Linked DNA regions of Homo sapiens: all the other regions are linked to region 2. A link is a contact called in ENCODE Hi-C or POLR2A ChIA-PET data. All regions are on one chromosome and are shown on one strand. The core of a region is the stretch at or near the end of the contact, and the rest is flanking DNA. Distances in the headings are between cores, read along the strand shown.

Evidence for each region. Hi-C counts contacts between places; a loop is a spot of excess contacts on that map. ChIA-PET counts read pairs that join two places held with the same protein, here RNA polymerase II (POLR2A). Pooled maps may share reads with other maps.
Region 1: a loop to region 2 is called in a map of natural killer cell, with 8 times the contacts of the local background. The contact joins the enhancer-like site here to the promoter of CXCR3 in region 2. A Hi-C loop is called at or near these places in 1 of 168 maps with a recorded cell type or tissue (natural killer cell), 1 of 37 single-sample maps with no recorded cell type and 5 of 50 pooled maps. POLR2A ChIA-PET finds 5 or more read pairs at or near these places in 1 of 52 experiments (HCT116).
Region 3: a pooled map shows a loop between it and region 2 (5-fold over the local background). The contact joins the enhancer-like site here to the promoter of CXCR3 in region 2. A Hi-C loop is called at or near these places in 4 of 37 single-sample maps with no recorded cell type and 10 of 50 pooled maps. POLR2A ChIA-PET finds 5 or more read pairs at or near these places in 4 of 52 experiments (activated CD4-positive, alpha-beta memory T cell, activated naive CD4-positive, alpha-beta T cell and activated naive CD8-positive, alpha-beta T cell).

Annotation. Positions count from the first base shown.
Region 1 is chrX:72,100,322-72,103,327 of GRCh38, reverse strand. The region is part of intron 1 of NHSL2 (NHS like 2); the gene reads right to left. Among named protein-coding and RNA genes, the nearest start is that of RTL5, 30 kb to the left of the region's middle. RefSeq lists a silencer at 2,092-2,211. Within about 2 kb of position 1,452, at least 7 of the 41 ENCODE cell types and tissues checked have a DNase peak (open chromatin) inside an H3K27ac peak, as active enhancers do; they include natural killer cell, where a contact is called at or near this core.
Region 2 is chrX:71,617,161-71,620,201 of GRCh38, reverse strand. CXCR3 (C-X-C motif chemokine receptor 3) reads left to right here and starts at 1,691. Exons shown (of 2, transcript NM_001504.2): 1 at 1,691-1,764; 2 at 2,743-3,041. The coding sequence starts at 1,753.
Region 3 is chrX:71,180,545-71,183,382 of GRCh38, reverse strand. LOC107985688 (a long non-coding RNA gene) reads left to right here. Exons shown (of 2, transcript XR_001755878.2): 2 at 1. Among named protein-coding and RNA genes, the nearest start is that of NLGN3, 37 kb to the right of the region's middle. RefSeq lists enhancers at 911-1,000, 1,050-1,344, 1,401-1,450. Within about 2 kb of position 1,327, at least 35 of the 41 ENCODE cell types and tissues checked have a DNase peak (open chromatin) inside an H3K27ac peak, as active enhancers do.

The sequences.
Region 1 (3,006 bases), core at 203-2,702, 480 kb before region 2:
TCTGGACTCTTCCCAGTCCCCTCTGGCCTGAAATCCCAGTGACCTTTACATCTAGGATTGGGATTGAGGGAGCGATGCATAATATGGTGAGAACCTTCCCCCACTCCCTCCACTGTGGCCACTGCAGCTATCAGTTCCAAATCCAAGCTTTCCCAGGCGTGGGACTTTGCTAGGTCAAGAGGAGCTACCTGGGCTTGATAGCTGCCACTAGGGAGGGAAAAGTTGGCAAGAAGCTGTTTTTAGTTTCCTCCAGATGTCTGCTGGCCTAGGACCCTTTGGCTCTGTCCCCCGGGAAGGAATGTTTGTCCTAGGCAGCCTCTGCTTTGCTACTGGAGCTAGGGAGTGGGTACTCCCATCTGGGGCAAGAGAATGTGCCAACTCCTACTGTGCTTTTGCGGGTTAATCATTTCCAGGTAGGAGCTGTCACGAGTCACCCTGGTGTTCACCTCCATTGCTTTCCATGAACCAGTCTAGTTTCCTAAAAATACCTGCTCCCTATTTCCCAGGCCAAAATGCTCCAGGAAATGCCTGCAGCCCACGATTGTCAGATAAGTGGCTTCTTCTGTTAGTTTGACCTGTATTCTGATGAAAGGGATTACTAATACTGCAAGAAACAATATTCTGTGACTTACAAATTATATCTGTTAAGAATAATGAATACTTATATAGGGCTATTTATTATACTTTATAGTTTATAAAGGCTACTTTATATATTAGGTTGAACCATACAAATTTGCTGGCATTTAAATGCTTTGGACAGTTTCATAGGATTCAACCTAACACATTTTCTCATTTATTCCTCACCATAATGCTGGGTAGGTATTTTTAGCCCCATTTTACAGAGTAGAGTACTAAATCTTAAGAGTGGTGAAATGACTTTTGACTAAGATTATATATACAGGAAATAGCAGGGTTGAGACTTGAACTAAGTCTGTCTGATGCCAACTCTCATGCTCTTGGTTCTCGAGGTAGGATGATTCAGCCTGGAAGACCACTGCAAGGCTTCGAGACTCCTAGACTACCCTCAGGAATCCCCTGGCTGGTTTCTCTTGTCACCTTTTCTTAGTGGGAGAGATCAGCAGGTGCATAGATGCCTGCAAATAGAAGGTTCTAAAGTGATGAGGTGACAAGTTCTAGTTTTAAGGCTTTGGGAGCCCTGAGGAGGTACAACAAAGACAATATCCAAAGCATGTTAATTCACCCATGCATTTATCCGTCCAAGAGAATGCTACTGGGTAGCTCCCATGCACGTGACAGGCTCTGCACTAGGTGCTAAGTTAGTGCAGAGCCTAGGCTGCCAACATTCAGGGAAGAGGCTTAATCAGCAGGGCTTCTACGCTTTGGCCAGCCTCAGGAGGGGGCTGAAGCAGTAGAGGCTGGGGTGAGATCACCATGTGCATGGGACTTAGATTTCCTGTGACACTGCTCTGTCTTCCTAGCCCAGGCATGATTTGGGAGGCCACAGCTTGTGTGACCAAGCAGAAAGAAGCTGGGCTGTTGCCTGGTGCTTCAGGAGTCTGATACCACTGAGAGTTTCTAGGCTGCAGGGCTGGAGGAGGCAGCAGTAGGAAGGGAAAAGGAATGCTGGTGTTCCACTCCTCGGCCTGGTAATGGGGAAGCTGGCAGGTGGGGCCGATGAAAAAGAGCTCCCTCCCAGGCAGCCACAGGAGGAAATTCCTTTCTCCTGTGCCTAGCTGCTCTGAACCCTCGGCTCCACCATGGGGTTGGGTCTTGTAGCTGGCCAGCTTGGGGAGAAAAGGCTGGGGGAGGGCTCGTTTAGAACTTAGGCAGTGGGCATGCGACCGCCACCTTTGTTTGGGGACAGCATGTTGTCCCGTGGGAGATAATCACATTTCTCAGCTTCCTGTCAATCCAGGGGCCGAGCACCCAAGCCTGCTGTGGAGTCCAAATGCTTCCCAAACCTGGCCTGACTCAGGCCAGGGCAAAACTGGCTGCTCCACCTGTCCCCAGTGCTCTCCAGCCACCTGCCTCCTCCCATTCTGCCGACACCCACCCAGACACCAAACCCCGAGCTCAAACCCTGATGCGAGTCTTCTTGCAGGATGCAATTGAGCCCATGCTTACCATTCCAGGCTCTAAGCTGTGCCGCCATGGCTGTCACCACTGCCGCCCAGGAGCACAGTGGCTCTGGGGCCACAGAGTTAAGATCTCACAGTTGAGTAAGCCACAATGTGGGTTCTTCACACCACACCCTCCCCAACCACAGTGGTAGGGATTTCCTCAGAGCCCCGTTGCCACACACTCTGCTTTTGAAAAAAAAAAAAAAAAGGAAACAGGCATTGGGTTTTGAGTGTGATGAGACGCTGTGAACAGAGATGCCTCTGAAAGCAAAGAAAGGGGAACCTGTGACAGACCTCAGATAATCACCTCGTGAGCACTCAGGCTCTTTCTATATCTCTGTGGCCATGCTACGGCTTGTGGAAAGGCCAGGGCCATTTGTACAGCAATATGCCACATAATGGCATGTAAGTTAACACAGCAGTCCCCAACCTTTTTGGCACTAGGGACTGGTTTTGTGGAAGACAATTTCTCCACGGACTTGGGTGGGGGCATGGATTCAGGATGAAACTGTTCCACCTCAGATCATCAGGCATTAGTTAGATTCTTATAAGGAGCAAGTAATTGAGATCCCTCACATGCACAGCTCACAGTAGGGTTCCTGCTCCTATGAGAATCTAATGCCGCTGCTGATCTGACAGGAGGTGGAGCTCAGGCGGTAATGCTCGCCCGCCTGCCACTCACCTCCTGCTGTGTGACCCAGTTCTTAACAGGTCATGGACTGGTACGGGTCCATGGCCCAGGGGTTGAGGACCCCTGCTTAATGGACTGCATATATGACAACTGCATATATGACAGTGGCCCCATTAGATGATACCATAGTTTTGCTCTATCTTTTCTAGGTTTAGTTATGTTTAGATACACAGATAAGTACCATCGTGTTACAACTGCCTGTAGTATTCAGCACAGTCACGTGCTGTATGGGTT
Region 2 (3,041 bases), core at 442-2,941:
GTGGGTGTAAATTTAATTCCAGGCCCTAGCCTGGAGGCTTTGGTGGGGCAGTCTGGCTGAAAACTGGCCCCAAGACCATGGGCTAGCACTTGCTTTTCTCTCTCTCTCTCTTCTCTCTTCTCTCTTCTTTCTCTCTCTCCCTCCACCCCTGCTTTCCAACTAGGGGAGAGAGAGAAAGAGGAAACTGCTTGGGAGAAGCAAATTACGGGCAGCCTTGCCCACTGGTAATGAGAAGAGGGCGACAGGGAGGGGAGAAGAGGGCAAAGGGGAGAGCTGAGGGCAGGTGGGGAGAGGAATTGTTCACCATTCTCTGCCATAAAGTGACTGATGTGCTGTACCAAGGCTGCCTTACAGCTTTTCCTTAAGATCAAGAAGTTCCTATGGCCTCCTCCCCAACCCCATCCTCCTTCTTGCCCGAGAAGCAACTGCTTTTATGAATTTGTGGTATCTCCTGTCCCTGTTTTAAACCTCGAGAACCAACAGTGTTATCCAAAACAACATGGTATTGATTTTGTGGTGGTTTTTAGAGTTTATGTAAGTGGCATCAAACTATACATGGCATTCTGTAACTTGCTTCTTCTACCATGTGATCGTTGGCTTTTCTAGATGCATCCATGTTCAAATGTGTAGCTTTAGTTCATTTGTTTTTAACTGCATGAATATATCATAGCTTATTCACTTAAAAGAAACTGAAGACAGTGTTCATGAGTAGGAAAAGGAGAATCAGACAGCCGTGGGATCAATCCTCACGCCCACCTTTAATTGCCGTGTCTGGCGAAGGCCTGTCCCCTTTCTGAATCATCCATGCAGATAACCCCGCACGTCACAAGTGAGTTGTGTGGTTGAAATAAGGCAGTGTCGGAGAAAGCACCTAAAGCAATGTCTATCACATAGCAAGTTCATTACTGGTAGTTCCCTTTCTTTTTCCCCACTGATTAGCAGGGAGAGGTGGTGGTAAAAAGCTAGATTTAGTGTAACGGCTTTTTAAAAAAATATTTTAATTCCCTTTTTAAGAGACAGGGCCTCACTCTGTCACCAGGCTGGAGTGCAGTGGTACAATTATATCTCAAGGCAGACTTGAACTCCCGGGCTCAAGCAATCCTCCTGTCTCAGGCTTCCAAGTAGTTAGGACTACAGGCACATGCCACCATGCCCGGCTGGCTTTTTTTATTTTTGGTAGAGATGGAGCCTCGCTATGCTGCCCAGGCTGGTCTCAAACTCTTGGCCTTAAGTGATCCTCTTGCCTCAGCCTCCCCAGTAGCTGGGATTACAGGAATGAGCCACTGCACCTAGCTGAAATTTTTAAGAAGGTGGATCTCCTCTGCAGACTTATTTCTCTACCCAGCCTTTACAATCATGCAAAGATCAACTCAAGGCCAGGACAGATGAGTTCCAATCTATGGAGCACTGACCCTACCAGTGCAGGCAGTAGGGTTGCCCTTCACTTCTCAGCTGCATTGCTTCCTCTTCAGACCTCTCTTCTCAAAGGACCTGCCCCCAGCCAGTCATCCTCTGCCCAGCTTTTCTGGTCCCAAGCTTGTAGCCAGCTCCTCCAGAGAGGTTTCACCCAGTCACGGAAACTCTGTGGCCTGAGGTTTAGGGAGGTCTGGTAGAGGTAACTCCCTGGAAGAGGCTGCTGCTGAGAACTGCCTGAAACTCCCACTTCCTCTGTGACTGCAGGTTTCCAACCACAAGCACCAAAGCAGAGGGGCAGGCAGCACACCACCCAGCAGCCAGAGCACCAGCCCAGCCATGGTCCTTGAGGTAAGTGCTGCTGCCCAGCCAGGCCAGGCCAGAATTCGAAGTGGAAAACCCGGGGCATCAGGGGAATGCCAGGGCTGGCCCACAGCCCAGGGTCACCACAGGGTTGGGTGAGTAGCTGGAGGCCGCATGGGTTGTGGCAGAAACAGCACTGGGGAATTGGGAACCCAGCTTGGCCACTGACCCTGGGTGCCTCTCCTCTCCTCTCTGGCTTCGGTGTCTCGTCTGCAAAATGGGGGGGGCGGGGGGCAAGTAGACTCGAAGGCTCCCTTCAGGAGACTTGGAACTTTGACTCTTGGCGTGCTGGACTAAATTGGTACTGGGGAGACCTGCAGGTCCATAGTGCTGGGGGTGAGGGGATAAAGAAGATTCCTTCTCAAGCTAAGTGGGGGATCCCCTTGTGGGCAGCTAAATGGCCGTGCAAGCCTCAGTGTAGGGAGGGGGAAGGACTGGGCAGACTGCATGCATTTGGGGGGCGTGGTGACTTGTAGAGAGGCCACACGGTGGGGGGGGGCGCAGGAAGTTGGGGTCCCCGGACAAGGGCCAAGGAGGGAAGAGGAGGGTTAGTGACTGGAAAAGGGGATTGTGGAGAGGCGCTGGGGAGGAAGGTGGTTGAACTATGTGTTGGGGGTGGGGCACTGAGGACGCAAGGCAAGCCTGAAGGGAGAGCAGGGAGAGAGAGGACAGTGGGCAGAGAGGGCTCTGGGCACTGGAGGGACGCTCTTCTTCCTGCCCAGGGGTCCCTGGGCCGATGGGATCACGCAGAAGAATGCGAGAGAAGCAGCCTTTGAGAAGGGAAGTCACTATCCCAGAGCCCAGGCTGAGCGGATGGAGTTGAGGAAGTACGGCCCTGGAAGACTGGCGGGGACAGTTATAGGAGGAGCTGCTCAGAGTAAATCACAGACTAAATCAGACTCAATCACAAAAGAGTTCCTGCCAGGCCTTTACACAGCCCCTTCCTCCCCGTTCCCGCCCTCACAGGTGAGTGACCACCAAGTGCTAAATGACGCCGAGGTTGCCGCCCTCCTGGAGAACTTCAGCTCTTCCTATGACTATGGAGAAAACGAGAGTGACTCGTGCTGTACCTCCCCGCCCTGCCCACAGGACTTCAGCCTGAACTTCGACCGGGCCTTCCTGCCAGCCCTCTACAGCCTCCTCTTTCTGCTGGGGCTGCTGGGCAACGGCGCGGTGGCAGCCGTGCTGCTGAGCCGGCGGACAGCCCTGAGCAGCACCGACACCTTCCTGCTCCACCTAGCTGTAGCAGACACGCTGCTGGTGCT
Region 3 (2,838 bases), core at 78-2,577, 440 kb after region 2:
ATTTCTTAGCACCTTCTTTGTTTTCCCAATCGGCAAACTCCTGTCCTCTCCTGGAGATCCAAGACCAAAATGCAAAAGCTCCCTCAGAATATGTGCCTGAGTCTGAGAGCACTTTGCAGACTGGGAGGCCCCTGAGTCTCTAGCCTTTGGTATGATACTCAGGCTCCGGGGAATTGATCCTGCACCCATTATTCACAAAGCCCTATACAAGGCAGTGTTAAACTTAGGTCAAACTGCAAGTTTTCAATCACATGCTTTAGCTGTGGGATAAAGAGACACAGCAGAGAAGTGGTGATGGTTGTGTGAGCATCAAAGAGCAAATGAGACTACAAGAAGCAGCCCAAAGGGGGCAAATTTAGCCAGTCTCTTGCCAACTTCTCACTATGGATGTTCTATTGGCTTCATTTGACCCTATCCAGGAAAGCTAGGATTTCTTGTGCAGGTGGAAGTCCATTCATTCGCCTATTTCAGGGGTCTGGGTCCAGAAGAGCTTGTTAGTTCAGTCTCAGCTCCCTACTTTTCTTACTCCCCCTTCCTTTCCCCCTCCTCCTATTAACGACTGAAGGTCTGTTTCCTCTTTAGGGCTGCAATTTTGCATTTGCAGCCCCCGGCAAAACTGTCATACGTGCCCACCGCAGGTGCCCACTGCAGATGCCCGAGACCCAGAGAAATGTTTGTAAACTTTCAACCCTGACTGTACTCCCCCGGACTCCTCCCTCAGTGGGGCCGGCTGTTGGGGCAAGGCAGCTGACCTTTGCTAGGGACTCAGAGCTGCGGGGGTTCTGGAATTGAACTGGAAATTGAGTGGCAAAAGCCCCGCTGTCGTTTCTCCTGCCCCTGCTCCCACCCCGATCTTGTGGACGAGAAAAAGCTCAAAGAACAGTGAGGGGTTAAGCTCCTTATAAGGAAATGAACCTCCTCTTTCCTGTACGGAAATTGTGCTTTTTGCTTCTATATGTTCAAAATACACTGTAAAAAAACGATCCTCGATAGGATTCACCAAATCCACTTCCCTAGGGCGAGGCGGCGGAGGTGGGGGGTGGGCGTCGAGTGGGAGCGAGGAGAGAGAGGACGGGAGGGGCGGGAATCAGGCGAGTGTGTGAAGAATTTGAGGGATGAGTCATCAAAAACAAACTGGGAAAGGGAGCGGAACTAGTAATCCGAGCTGGGAAGCAGACGAACATTCATTAGACGCAGATCGTGTCAATCACGTTTGCTCCGCAAATGACCTGAGAGCCTGCCGGGCCTCTCCGACCGGAAAAAGGGTTTTGGTGGGCGGTCTAAAGATTTTGAAATCGGAAAAGGCAGATTGCTAGCGAGCCGTCAGAGCAGCTTGCCGCAGCTCAGGCGGGCTCCGCAGAAAGATGGCGTTTGCTATCAAGGTCACATGGCCACTTTAGGGGACTAAAACGAAATACTAGCTGAGAACAACAGGAACTGCCAGCACAGGATCAGATTTTCAGAAGCAGTCTCAATTCTAAGTGTCTTTTTCTAATTAGAATCGTAAGCACATTTTTTTGTATTTGTCCGAACACATGTCCTAAGTCATCAAAACTATGTGAAGGGGTGGAGTTTCACTGGGGGTCTTCTCTTTCCGGGAGCCTGAAAAGGATGGGAGGAGGGTGGGGGAAACCCAAGGGCCAGGGTAACCGCAGAACCGGAAAGCAGCACGTGCCAGGACAGAAGGCACCCACTAGGGTCTCTGCACTGAGAGCAGTATGGGAAACCGATTCCACCAGGGACTGTGAAACTCACTAGATCTGTTAGGCTGGTGCAAAAGTAATGGCGGTTTTTGCCGTTAAAGGTAATTGCAAAAACCGCCATTACTTTTGCACCAACCTTCAGGTTCGGGTCTACGCAGCTTTGTCTAACCTCTGACCTCTCATGAGTTGGGAAAGGTTACCCTGGCAAAAAAGGATTTGCTTAGGTGCCCTATACATTGTACCAGATAACTTCCTCTATGATTTTTTTTTTTTTTTTTGAGATGGAGTTTTCACTCTTGTTGCCCAGGCTGGAGTGCAATGGCACGATCTCGGCTCCTTGCAACCTCCGCCTCCCGGGTTCAAGTGATTCTGCTGCCTCAGCCTTCGAAGTAGCTGGGATTACAGGTACCTGCCACCACATCTGGCTAATTTTTTGTACTTTTAGTGGAGATGGGGTTTCACCATGTTGGCCCAGCTGGTCTCGAACTCCTGACCTCAGGTGATCCACCTGCCTCAGCTTCCCAAAGTGCTTGGATTACAGGCGTGAGTCACTGCGCCTGGCCTCCTCTGTGGTTAAGCTTTATTTATTTATTTATTTATTTATTTATTTATTTATTTATTTATTTTGAGATGGAATTTCGCTCTGTCATCCAGGCTGGAGTGCAGTGGTTCAGCTCAGTGCAACTTCCACCTCCCGGGTTCAAGCTATTCTCCAGCCTCAGCCTCCCGAGTAGCTGGGGTTACAGGAGTGTGCCACCATGCCCAGCTAATTTTTGTATTTTAGTAGAGATGGGGTTTATTTTATTTTTATTTAGTAGAGGCAGGGTTTCACCATGTTGGCCAGGCTAGTCTCAAACTCCTGACCTTAGGTGATCTGCCCATCTCGGCCTCCGTAAGTCCTGGGATTACAGGTGTGAGCCATCAGGCCCGGCCAACTATGGTTAAACTTTAGTTGATACAAGATAAGAAATGTGAACACTGTAAGCCCATTTGTTTGTGTGTTCTCTTGTTACCTCTTTTGGTTACTTTCTTATTCATTAGTGTCCTAGCAAATGTTACTTTTCAAAAATTGCAGCCTTGTCTTAACTAAAAGATAAAAAGGAATTTGTTTACTTCTTAGCCGGTACAGTTAGAG